Linked DNA regions of Homo sapiens: region 1 is linked to region 2. Evidence: read pairs that join two places in POLR2A ChIA-PET (ENCODE). Cell type or tissue: A673. All regions are shown on one strand. Each heading gives the region's core, and the rest is flanking DNA. Links, peaks and the distances in the headings are about the cores only.

The links. Peaks named below come from ENCODE experiments on the same cell type or tissue, not always from the same donor. Only the 100,000 strongest peaks of a DNase experiment are listed, where the experiment ranks them.
Region 1: POLR2A ChIA-PET joins it to region 2 with 16 read pairs; 7 of 35 experiments call an interaction of 5 or more read pairs at or near these places.

What each region holds. Positions count from the first base shown.
Region 1 is chr9:87,478,485-87,485,315 of GRCh38, reverse strand. No RefSeq gene overlaps it. Among named protein-coding and RNA genes, the nearest start is that of DAPK1, 16 kb to the left of the region's middle. In A673, for the core only: no CTCF peak of the experiment used is centred there; DNase peaks (open chromatin) are centred at 2,725 and 3,235; H3K27ac peaks cover 2,461 bases.
Region 2 is chr9:87,339,544-87,346,374 of GRCh38, reverse strand. No RefSeq gene overlaps it. Among named protein-coding and RNA genes, the nearest start is that of DAPK1, 150 kb to the left of the region's middle. In A673, for the core only: no CTCF peak of the experiment used is centred there; a DNase peak (open chromatin) is centred at 3,474; H3K27ac peaks cover 2,500 bases.

The sequences.
Region 1 (6,831 bases), core at 1,658-4,157, 140 kb before region 2:
CATCTGTATGCGTTTGAACAATTTTACACTTTAAAAATCACATAGTGCTTTTCTTTAATCAAGTTTTTAGAATTTTACTTGTATTTGGCCATATTTGAGTAGGTTAGACTTTAGGCTCCTATTTTTTTCCTCTCCAGACCAGTTTTGATACTGTTCCAGTCTGTTCATCTGTCTTTCTGAGAGTATCAGTACATAGATAAGCTTGTAGAACAAGCTGGAGACTGGAGTTGAGGAGACTTGGCTTCTATGGCTCACTGTACCATTAACTCTGCCATGGGGTCTTGAGCAAATGGCATAATAGCTCTCAATACCGATTTCTCCTTTTTTAATTTTTTTAGACAGAACTTTGTACGAGACAGATAATATAAGTAGGTAAGGTGGCAAACAAAACACATATGTGAACCAGATTTCACTGGTGTATAATGCCTACTTGACTGGATTTTTTTTTTGAGACAGGGTCTTGCTATGTTGTCCAGGCTGGAGCTCAGTGGCTATTCATAAGTACAATCATGGTGCAGTATAGCTTTGAACTCCTGGGCCCAAGTTATCCTTCTGCTTCAGCCTCCTGAATAGCTGGGAATACAGATATGTGTCACTGCACATAGCGAATAGATTGTTTTTTAGAGCAGTTTTAGGTTCACAGTATTATTGAGCAGAAGATACAGAGATTTCTTATATAACCTCTGCCCCCACACGCAGAGTCTCCCCCATGATTAATATCTCCCACCATAGTGGGAGTACATTTGCTCCAATTGATGAATCTACATTGACACATCGTCACCCAGAGTTCATAGTTTACATTAGAGTTCACTCCTACTAGGTACATTCTGAGAATGTGGACAAATTTATAATTGTAGCCACCATGATAATGTTATATATAACAGTTTCACTGCCCTAAAAATTCTCCATGCTCTACCCGTTCATGCCTCCCTCTTCTCTAACACCCAGCAACCACTGATTCTTTCACTGTTTCCATAGTTTTGCCTTTTCCACAATGTCATAGTGGAAATCAGAGTTTGTAGCCTTTTCAGATACACTTCTTTGACTTAGTCATAAGCATTTAGGGTTCCTCCATGGTTTTTCATGGCTTGATAGCTCATATCATTTTAGCAGTGAATAGTATTCCATTGTCTGGATGTACCACAATTTATCCATTCATCTACTAAAGGACATCTTGGTTACTTCCAAGTTTTGGTAATTATGAATAAAATTCCTTTAAACATCTGTGTGCAGGTTTTTTGTATGGACATACATTTTCAAATCCTTTGGGTAAATACCATAAACCTTGATTACTGGATCCTAGGGTAAGACTATGTTTGGTGCACAAGAAACTGCCAATCTGTCTTCCACAGAGGCTGAAGCATTTTGCATCCTCACCAGCAATGAATGAGAGTCCCTGTTGCTCCACATCCTCATCACAATTTGGTATCGTCAGCATTCTGGATTTTGACCACTGTAACAGGCAATATAGAGGTATCTCATTATTGTTTTAGTTTGCATGTCCCCGATGACATATGCTGTGGAGCATCTTTTGATAAGCTTATCTCTCCATCTTTGTCTGTTAAGGTCTCTGGTCCATTTTTTAGTGGATTGTTTATTTTCTTATTACTGTGGATCACTATTTCCTAAACTGTGTTCCATGGCGTTCCATTCTTTGACATGCTAACAGAAGTGATCTGTGAGCAAAAAAAAGCATTCCACGGTCAGATAAGCTTTGGGGAATTCTAAAGTAAAAAGAACCAAACAGTTTCTTTTCAACACAACTTCTCAGACCTTTAATAGGATATTAGGCAAGGGGGTGCTCCAAGGCAGGAATTTGGAGTGCCAGGGTTCCCTAACTTATTGAATCTTATTTTGTCCAGGGACATGAGAACAACAAGAAACACTAAATATTGGCAGACTACTTTGTATATCTTTCAGCTCCATGGTTCTGAATATAGCCACAGGGATACATTCTTGTTTATGTGCTATTTCTAAGGCAATTTAGGCAGATATAAATATAGGTAATACCACTTCTATGGAAATTATGACTGTATATACCAGAGTACTCCCAAATTTGGAAACTTTCTCTTAGAATATTAAGCATCCGTGGCTGGGTGCGGTGGCTCACTTCTGTAATCCCAGCACTTTGGGAGGCCAAGGCGGGCAGATCACGAGGTCAGGAGTTCGAGAACATCCTGGCCAACATGGTGAAACCCCGTCTCTACTAAAAATACAAAAATTAGCTGGGTGTGGTGGCAGGCGCCTGTAGTCCCAGCTTCTTGGGAGGCTGAGGCAGGAGAATCTCTCGAACCGAGGAGGCGGAGGTTGCAGCGAACCGAGATCACATGACTGCACTCCAGCCTGGTGACAGATGAGACTGCATCTTAAGAAAAAAAGAAAAAAAAAGAAAAAAAGAATATTAAGCATCCCTTAGGTCCAGCTCCTGTCTTGTTTTCTTCTTGAAACTTTTTCTCATATTTATAGTCTACATTGATCTCTCTTCTCTAAACTTCTATGACCCTTTAATTATTTCTATGCAATTAACCTCCTAAATATGTGTTCCTTTAAATAACCTTTATTATTCCATGTTTGATTGTCTCATCTCTCAAAACACACTGTTCTTCAGGAATGTGCCTTGTATTATTACTGCTCAGTGTCCCACAGCTGAGCAGAATGTTCTACATATGGGACACTTTTAAGTAAAACTGTCAAATAATTGTTTTTTTCCTAGATATTCCTTCCTTCCTTCCTTCCTTCCTTCCTTCCTTCCTTCCTTCCTTCCTTCCTTCCTCCCTCCCTCCTTCCCCCTTCCCCTCCCCTCCCTCCCTTCCTTTCTCCCTCCCTCCCTTCCTTCTCTAGCTTTTGATTAAAGATATGCTAATTGAAAACATAACAGTTCTATTTTCAGAGAGGATCACAGTAGTGCTAAATTAGATCCATTGGCTTCTAAAACTCACTGCAAGCTGTTTAAGAGCACCAATGCATAGGTGTTCCTGAAGGTGCAAACTTTATGGCACCTTTAAGTTATGCACCGTGACAAATTTTCCCCATGACCAATAAGCTGTGCACCTGCCGAGAAGCAGAGAAAAATGTATTTAATGATGACTAAATGCATTGTATTTTGACAGTGAAATAAACCATTTAAAAATATGATCGCAGCAAGGCAGACTTCTAAGCAGCATTGCAAATGTTTAACATATCACGTCCTGCCTTTGGAGTGTTCTGTAATATTAAATAGGATTAGCCAGGTGGATTTCTCAATATTCTGATAACAAGGCAGAGGCAACCAAATATTGTTAAAATCTGTCATCAGGTAAACCCAGGCCTTTCAATCTTCTAGCTATAGAGAACTGTGAGTTCTGTACAAATGGTAACCTAGAAACAGAAGCAACCAAAATACTTGAATTAAAATGATTCACATGATTGGGGAAAACTCAATACATGCTTTTGACCGAGGACAATCACTTTTAAAAGGAATTGCAAAATGTGCTAAATATAATTTAGTTGTACTCTGAAAACAAATAAATTACAAGAAAGCTTTTTTAAAATTTTTATTTTTAGACAGGGTCTCACTGTGCTGCCCAGGCTAGAGTGCAGTGGCTTAATCACAGCTCACTGTAGCCTGTGGGAGATCAACCTTGATCTCCCACCTCAGCTGCCCGAGTAGTTGGGATCACAGGTGCATACCACTATGCCTGGCTAATTAAAAAAAATTTTTTTTGTAGAGACAGGGTCTTGCTATGTTGCTCAAGCTGATCTTGAACTCGTGGCTTCAAGCAATCCTCTCACCTTGGCCTCCCAAAGTGCTGGGACTACAGGCATGAGCCACCACACAGGGCCAAGCTTTCTTTTAAAGAAAAGATTTGTAGAATTTTCTTCAAAGTGATATAGAGAGTGCTCTTGGAATTCTTGAAAGAGAGTACATATTGATGTGTGTGATAGAACATAACATCTTGTATTTAATTTATGGTATGTGTATCCTCTTAAAATCTTCCAAGTGTGGCTGAATGAGTTGTAGGAGAAATGGCAGAATTAACATCCTCTCAATGGCTGCTATGATAGTTTTGTTTAAAATAATTGTTTACAATTTTGTGTTGAAGGGCAATGTCTAATGCAATGACATGCAAGAAACAGTTTTTTAAAAACCACTTTATTGAGGTCTGGTTGACATAAAAAGCTGTACATGGGTAATATGTACATCTCAATAAGTTTGGGGATAAGCATACATCTCTGAAACCATTACCACACATGAAGGCCAAAAATAGAGGATGAGGCTGGGTGTGGTGGCTCACGCCTGTAATCCTAGCACTTTGGTAGGCTGATGTGGGCGGATCACGAGGTCAGGAGATCAAGACCATCCTGGCTAAGACGGTGAAACCCCGTCTCCACTAAAAATACAAAAAAATTAGCCGGGCGTGGTGGTGGGTGCCTGTAGTCCCAGCTACTTGGGAGGCTGAGGCAGGAAAATGGCCTGAACCCGGGAGGCGGAGCTTGCAGTGAGCCGAGATCGCGCCACTGCACTCCAACCTGGGCGACAAAGCAAGACTCCATCTCAAAAAAAAAAAAAAAAAAAAAAAAAGAGCATGATGCATTTTTTTTATAAGCTTTCATCGTCTTATTTAACACAGGATGTGTTTATCCTGGAGCAAGGCCATTAATTAAGTACCTGAAAATAGACAGCAAGATGCCGCTTTGCAAGGACATTATTCAATGGTTATAAACACGCAAATACCCTAATAAAGCATTTGTTAATTGGCACTGAAGGGTTATGCTTTGCCTATTATAAATAGGATGTGACCTCAAAGAGGTCATGTGAGGATCTAGCAATGGAAGTTTTCAATTGGTCCCTTTGCCTTTATGTATATAATTTCCCATTGTCCTGCCTTCCCCTGGAGGTGTCCAAACCAGTATTTACAGGGATGGGGATGTGATCCACCACTTAATTTTAATGGACAAACATATATGAGTTACATTTATGCTTTGGTCCCACGATAAGAAGATATGATTACCTAGGCGGACATTAAGTTTCTTTTCTAACATCACCTCTTGCAGTCTCATGTTTTATTAACAGTTATGACTGCTGAGGTCTTAACTTTCCCTGTTTCATGTTTTCTTCAACAAGACTCCTGTTTAATCCGGCAGGCAGAACATGAGGGGAGACTTCCTTGGAGCTGTCTCCAAAGGTTGTCCCGAGTGACAGAATGCTGTATTTGGTTTGGTTAAAAATTAAATGCCATGTCATTGTCAAAGTGGCAACATGACCTCACCACCTTCACAATGTGGGTGAATCTCTAAAAACTGGTGGTCCCTTAACATTGGTGAACAAGAGAAGTGAAAGGGGAAGTGAAGAAAGTACTACTGGAGTCGTCTTCCTGGGCTAAGAATGGTCACGTGGCCAAGGAAACTTGCAGTGGCCCAGCCACCACAGAAACCACACACTCCTGGGTGCTCTCCTGCCTGGTGTTACTCATGGCTCCAGAGTCCTGGGGGAGAGGGGAGAGAGAGAGATGCACTCTGATATCAGCTATGCTGTAAGAATCTCAGCCCGGAGCGGTGGCTCATGCCTATAATCCCAGGACTTTAGGAGGCCGAGGTGGGTGGATTACTTGAGGTCAGGAGTTTGAGACCAGCCTGGCCAATAGGGTGAAACCCCGTCTCCACTAAAAATACAAAACCGGCTGGGCGCAGTGGCTCACGCCTGTAATCCCAGCACTTTGGGAGGCCGAAGCGGGTGGATCATGAGGTCAGGAGATCGAGACCATCCTGGCTAACACGGTGAAACCCCGTCTCTACTAAAAATACAAAAAATTAGCCAGGCGTGGTGGCGGGCACCTGTAGTCCCAGCTACTCGGGAGGCTGAGGCAGGAGAATGGCGTGAACCCGGGAGGCAGAGCTTGCAGTGAGCCGAGATCCTGCCACTGCATGCCAGCCTGGGCAACAGAGCGAGACTCTATCTCAAAAAAAAAAAAAAAAAAATACAAAACCTAGCTGAGCATGGTGGTACACCCCTGTAATCCCAGCTACTCGGGAGGCTGAGGCAGGAGAATCACTTGAACCCAGGAGGCGGAGGTTGCAGTGAGCCAAGATCATGCCACTGCACTCCAGCCTGGGCAAAAAGCGAGACTCCATCTCAAAAAAATTAAAAAAGAAAAAAGAATCTATCATATTCATCTACAGATAACATTTTTATATATAAACATTCTAGGGGCAGAACTAACAAAATAGAATCATATCTATGCAAAGGCTTTTGTAAAATGTAAGGTATCCCGCATTTGCAAACTGCAGCTAATTACTTACCTTTACTCCTGCCGTCTCCTGTCTTCTCCATCTCCTTAAAGCTGGTAAAACTAGGATACTCCCCCTTCACCTCCTCTCTCACACCCCCACTCCAGCACCAGGCTGGGCTGCACTCCCTGAACTGTGAGTCTGTGACCCGGGCGGTCCTGCTGGGCTTCCAGGGGCTTCCCTGAGCTTCCTGGTTATCAAACTGACCTAGGAGAGGGTGCAGCAGAGCACGGGCCACACGCGACCCCTCTAGCACCCAAAGCCCCCAGGTTGGCTCCTGCTCTGTGTGGGCTGGCCCTTTGACAGCCTCGCCTTCAGTCTTATTTGCATTCTGTTGTGAAGCAAAGATTCATCTTCCAGGCCCTGTTCTCCCCATTGCCCCTGAAATGGGGGTCTTGCCCTGAGCCCTATCTTGGGATGGCAGCTCTGATACTCTTGCCTAGTTTTTCAAAGCCCTGCTCCCAGGAGAGGGAGATGTTTATTTTCCTGGGATGGTGCTGTGGTGTGGCCCCTAACCCAGGTCCCCTTCAGGGATTGCAGGCTTCACTTCCTCAGCTAGCTGTG
Region 2 (6,831 bases), core at 2,246-4,745:
GAAAAGGAATCAGGAGCTATTTCTTGGTTTGTGAGCTTTGCTATGGTTTCAGTTTGCCCTCAGAAGGTTGACAGTGTGGGTGGATGGCATTGTTTGGTTGTAAAGTGGGGCAGCAGTTGGTGAGTGGTTAATTTAAGAGTCACGCTCTGACAGAACAACCCATGTGTCCTTTCCCATATGCGTGGGGGAAAAGAGCCAGCACTGCATTCACTGTTGGAATTGACTCTGTGTAGCTGGGATTAGCAGCTCTGTTTTGCAGAACACAAAGATTTAGAGAGTTAAAGTAAATGCACCAAGGTAAAGCTGGGGACAGAGGTGCAATTTTAATTTAGTTTAGGCTGTGCATCTTCCACTGAAGAATTGTTTTGCTTTTATTTATTATTATTCTTTAATGCTAAAGAGAAGAGATTCAATGGTGTTCAGCTGAGGGGAGAAAGAGAGCATATTTGTGGCCCCCCCTGCACGGTCTGTGACTGGGTCCAAATTTCCCTGGGTCAGCTCCTTCCTGGAGCCACTCCTTTCTGCTGTGGCAACAAGGTCAGCAGGGTGACCCTTGTCCACTCACACCTGGGGCACAAGACTCCATGTTGGAGAACCTTCAAGATGGCGGCGAGTCACCTTGGTGACTGATAGGATGTAGGGCCCTTCTTGGAGGCTCTCCTCAGGCTAGGATAGGCTGTGCAAAGAAAATCCTGATTGGTCTAAAATGACTGTTATTTTGGGAACTATGCAGAGAGGTATATGACAATTACTGACTCAGACATTTTCAAAGTGGTGGGATTCTCTCTTCATGGTTTTGTTTGTTTGTTTGTTTTTAGACATAGGGTCTGGTTCTATTGTCTAGGCTGGAAGTACAGTGGTGTGATCATAGCTCACTTCCCCTCGAACTTCGGAGCTCAAGCGATACTACTGCCTTAGCCTCCCAAGTAGCTAGGACTACAGGAGCACACCACCATGCCCTACTAATTAAAAAAAAAAGTGTAGAGGTGGGGTCTTGCTGTGCTCCACAGGCTGGTCTCAAACTCTTGGGCTCAAGCAATCCTCCTACCTTGGCCTCCCAAAGTTCTGGAATTACAGGCATGAGCCACTGCATGCAGCCAGGATCCTCTTTTCAAGTTAATGGATGTGCTTTTCCCCCAGAGTCCCCATTACTATGTGCCCCCTTCCCACTGCTGCCTAATTTGAGAAACAGCTGGGGCATCCAATACCACCACTGCACAGAAAGATGAGGCCAGAGCCAGAGGGAAATGATGTTTTTCCCCTTAACTTTCATGTTTTCAAAGAAGAGGCTCTTAGAATGATATACAAAATAAAGAGGGCAACAGTCTTGTGCATCGTGGGCAACACAGTAGATTTGAGAGAACACAAATAATATGGGAACCAGGGTTTCCTCTTCTTCTTTCCACTAGGGGGAAAAAACCCCACAAAAACCAAACAAGCAAACTTCCTGGACAGAGAAGTGGAAAAGGAGAGAACTTCGTAAGGTCTGTAGGGAAAGCATGAGGCCCTAGTGAACCCTACGTATAGGAGTGCCATCAAAACTCAAAATCACCAGCCTCCCCCTCGAGCCAACATCGTCAATCACCAGCATCCATGTAGGAGCTAAGAAGCATCTGATAGCCACCTGTGTAGTGGAACAATGTGATCACACTTCCCATTGGCTTCTGGTGAGGACCGCATTTTGATAACGGTCACAACTTCACAGCTCATTTTGATATCTGTTCAGCAGGAATGTCACATGTTTGGACTCTGAGCCTTTTTAGTCCTCATTTGACTTAACCCAAGTGTAGAGTCTCTGCTTCCATTTTCCCCAGATGGAGAGTGGAGTCTGGGTCTAGACACCTAGAGAGGGCCATGGGGAAGGAAATAAGAGTCTCTGTCTTAGATTTGGATGGGCTGAGAGGGACCAACTGCAAAGGACATTAGGCTTTTCTCTCATCCCCTGTATCATCTTCCTCACATGAAGAAATTTCCACGGGTGCTTTCTAAGGAGCCACATTCCTCCAGGCACAAGAGTAGACAGACATCACGTTGCTGAGACATTGGCTCACCTGTTCCTGTTGCCCTCAGAGGGCCAGCAGAAATCTGTTGCTAAAGCTGGCTTTTGGCACTAGTGCTTCAACATTTTATGTGCTTAAAATTCCATCTGTGCATGTTCAGACATGACCAGAGTGCTTGTCATTTCTAGTTCAGCTCAGCCCTCCCAGGGCTTGGGCTTGGAAGAAGAAAGGTTTCCTCCCTCTCCCTCGTATACCTACTCTGCTTAGCAAGTAACTCCATCTGCCCCAGACTTGCAGCCTGGGACTTGTTGACAAACTTGGGCAGTTTCATTATTCCCACCCAGTACTTACTTGGAATAAGCCAGGAGCTGCTGGAGGAGCCCTGCTGGCTGCTGGATGAAGATGGAAGCCCTTTAGGGAATGGTGAGCTGGACCGGGTTATTGGTCACACAACCCAGGAAAGGAGTCACCGCTGGAGACTCCCTGGGAAGCCAGGACAAAATATCAGCTTCACTCATGTGAGCTGAGATCCTAAAATTCAAAGCACTGGATAACAAATGGAGGGGATGTATAGTGGGCTGGAGATGCACCACCCACATCCCCATTCACAGAGGACCTGCTGCCCGTGCTACTGGAGGTGATGTCGGCGGACAGTTCTCAGCTCTTGGTTCCTTCTGGGTGGCCTCAGCTACAGACAGCTGCCTTGCCCAAGAGCACACTCTTCCCTGTGTAGGGCAGCAAAATATTCCACACCCAATTATGCCATTTTGGCATAAGGATTATATTGAGCTGAAGACAGTGGAGAGGAAGCAGATACAAGAAAAGCTCTCTTCCCTTCTCCTATTTGGCTAAAAGCAGAATATAAATTTGTAAAGGTGTTTTCCTCTCCCTTTTACCGGGAAAGACAGAAATTAACCACCGAGACAAAACCTGTGTCAGTCCAGAGACGGCACCATGAGGGCTATCCAGAATTCAAGGATGGGAGCAGAGCTTGTTCTGGGCTTTGATTTAGGGAGAGAGGAGGCAAGGAGAAGGCATTCCGGGCAGGAGCCTGGCACAGATGGGGCAAGTGGTTAGTGAGGTGCTGATGAGGTTAGCAAGGGATGAAAAGCAGGTAGGGTTAAACCAAAGCTGGGCGAGGGGCCTCTTCGCGACCCTTCCCCACCCTGTGGCTGCTTTCTGTAACCACTGGCACTGTGTGCTCCAAATACTCTCATTCCTGCTCCTTTTCTGGTACCTTCTCGGAGTCTCAGCTGCTGCCATTCCCCTGTGCTCGGGCCTTCACCTCCTGGCCTTTTTCTGTGTGCTCACTGCTGGGGGAGCCCAGACATCGTGGAGGAGTCCCAGCCCAGTCCCTCATCGGCAAGCCTGCCTTCCTCACATCCCAGAGGGCATTTCCAGCTGCACAGATGCACTCCAGCTTGCACCACCGGCACCCTGAGGTCAAACTCCTCCTTCCCTCGAAAAAGAACTTGGCAGACTCCCACAATCTCATTATTTTTTCAGGCTCTTGAGCTGGAAGCCTTGGGTCATCTTCGCCTGCCTGCCTTCCCTCCATTCCTTCCTTCCTTCCTTCCATTTCTTTTCCTTCCTTCCTTCCTTCCTTCCTTCCTTCCTTCCTTCCTTCCTTTCTTTCTTTCTTTCTTTCTTTCTTTCTTTCTTTCTTTCTTTCTTTCTTTCTTTCTTTCTTTCTTTCTTTCTTTTTCCTTTCTTTTTCTCTTTCTCCAGTGCCTCCTCCAAACCATCACAAAAATCATACAGCTTCTTTCTTAGATATTTTTTCTTTTTCTTTTGTACCTCATACACCAGCCCTAGGGTACCTGCCTCAAATTCAGCCTGTTCCCTCATTCTTGTGCCCCAAGAAATTCATCAGGGAGGACAATCTAGAAATCTATCTCTCTCTATATATATTTAAGTACCTTTCTTTTTTAAAAAATTTTTATTTCTTATTTTCTTTAACTTTTAAGTTCCAGTGTACATGTGCAGGATGTGCAGGTCTGTTACATAGGTAAACGTGTGCTATGGTGGTTGGCTGCACAGGTCAACCCATCACCTAGGTATTAAGCCCAGCAGCCAATAACCATTCTTCCTGATGTTCTCCCTCCCTGACCACAGGTCCTAATTTGTATTGTTCCCCACAATGTGTCCATGTGTTCTCATCATTTAGCTCCCACTTACAAGTGAGAACATGTGGTGTTTGGTTTTCTGTTCCTGTGTTAGTTTGCTGAGAATAACGACTTCCAGCTCTATGTCCCTGCAAAGGACATGATCTTGTTCCCTTTTATGGCTGCATAGTATTCCATGGTGTATATGTACCACATTTCCTTTATCCAGTCTATCATTGATGGACATTCACGTTGATTCCATGTCTTTGCTATTGTGAATAGTGTTGCAATGAACATATGCGTGCATGCATCTTTATAATAGAATGGAAATATATTTTTCAATAACCTTCTAGGTGATTAATTTGCCCTGCGCTGAAGTCAGGATAGATTAGATTATGCTCCTGTAACAAATTCATCCTGAAATCTCAGTGGCTTAACATAATCAAGATTTATCTGTTTCTTATGCAAATTCCAATATGAGTAGGGCTGCCTCCTTCTTGTAGCTACACCACCTGGAATGGTTGGTGCCCAAGATGTTAAGACTGGGAAGCAGGAGCTGAAGGGATGTTTCTAAGGATCAGGACTGGAATTGGCTAGAACTCAGTTACATGATCTGAACCAAGCTGCAAGGGAGGCTGGGAGGTGCCCAGGGACTTCTCAGGAGGAGGAAACAGTCTGCAGACATCTGCTGTCTCTAGGATATATCTGGGTTTCTCTCTCTTCATGAGTATGGCTGTTCTCTGGTGTCCTGCAATGGCCTCCCTCACTCACATCAACTTATTGAGTCCTTGGTTCTTAGAGTTAAAAGAGCCAGGCACAGCATTCTCTTCAAGCAACACAGGGCAGAGAAGCAAACACCTCACGCTTGTTTGTCAGAAAGGTCTCCCGGAATCTCTGCTTTAGCTGCTTAGTTTGTTCTGAAATCCTCGGGATTTTCCCCCCAAGTTCTCTGGAATTTCTGGCTGATGAAAACACAACTTTCTGGGGGTTCTCTGAAGGAAGATCATCCTGTTGTGACTTCGGCTTTGGAAGATAAATTGAGTCAAAGCAAAGAAGAGCTTAGGGATGTGGACCAAATGTTGCTAGGGCAGGAAGTCCTTTAGATAGGCACAAACAACCACTTCTGAACAGTTTTGTCCATCTTGCCTGTTAAAGAAAAACAGTCTGTAAATATCCAGTCTAGTTATTCATGCTCTTTGGAAGACAGCACAGTGGGGCAGTGAAGAGTGGGGCTTTCTGTAATAGATTGCCTGGGCTTGAATCATAGGTCACTTCTTTCTAGTGGCATGTCCTTGGACAAGTTGCTTCACCTGATGAAGTCTCAGTTTTCTCATCTGTAAAAAAGAAGGAGCAATCATTCCTATCTCCTTAAGTGAGGTGGATATTGAATAAAATGATCACTGTTTGACTTAATGTAAGGCAATAGAAAGGAAGTTCTCACTAATGTTGTTATAAATCCTTGTTTACTCTTAAACTTGAACAACTTATCTCTTATTTTTGACAGCTTGAAAATGTTGATTTCAACCACACATTTAGGGCATTTACCTTAAAAAATGTACTCTGCACATTCATTCTTATAGACATTCTGTGACGAAAGAATACTGTCATCCTAGGGAAGGAGCAAGTCTGCTCAGGGTTGGCTGGGAGAATGGAGCTCCACAACAACTGTGGGAGAAAAGCATTTATTGCCCTTGCTACACATCAGTGATCCACGTTTTCCAAATTGCAAACATTTTATAACCATGCCTGAGGCCGGGATGAAGACTGCCTCTCAGATTGACCTCATCTGTAGTGCTTTCTGCTTTTGCTAGAGCCGGGGTGCATGGCCTAGGCCTGGTGCTGCCTCTGCTTTTGAGAATTAAATGGGAAGTATTGGGGGTGAGGGGGTGGGAGGTGTATACTCTAGGGATCCAAGTTATTGTTGCCACGCCCACTTGCTTTTTTCCTTTCTCTTTTTGATACCCCAGGTGATGGGAACAGCAAGGCAAGGTGAAATTAACAAAATGAAGGACTGCTTGTGCCTGGTCTACAAAGTGACATTGCTTAGCAGCAGGGTCTCTCTGTCTTTGCGGTGCATGGTGGATTTTTGTTTCTTCAGGCTTTGCTTTTTTTTTTTTTTTGAGATGGAATCTTGCTCTGTCACTAGGCTGGCAGGCAGTGGCACAATCTCGGCTCACTGCAACCTCTGCCTCCTGGGTTCAAGCGATTCTCCTGCCTCAGCCTCCCGAGGAGCTTGGACTACAGGCTTGAGCCACCATGCCCGGCTAATTTTTGTATTTTTAGTGGAGGTTTCACCATGTTGGCCAGGGTAGTCTCGCTCTCTTGGCCTCCTGATCTGGCTGCCTTGGCCTTCCAAAGTGCTGGGATTACAGGCGTGAGCCACTGAGCCCAGCCAGATCAGGGTCTGCTTTTTCATAAAGGCAATGCGGGTAGTGGGTGGAGGTGTGAGGGTCCTATATGGGCCATAAAGAAAGAGAACTGGGAGTCTGGGTGCAGTAATGGGGAAGATCTTACAGTGAGTAGATTTTGCTCTAAAATAAAGGAAACACTGGCTAAATTCTTTTCCTTGCAAGAGTTAGAATAGAACATGGTATGCAGGAACTGCTTCTGTTTTCTTGTAAAATAGTGCCAGCAAACTATTCAGGTCATTTGCTCGACAGTTTTTCTCTTAAAAAATTTAAAATGTTGGGGCCGGGCATGGTGGCTCATGCCTGTAATCCCAGCAC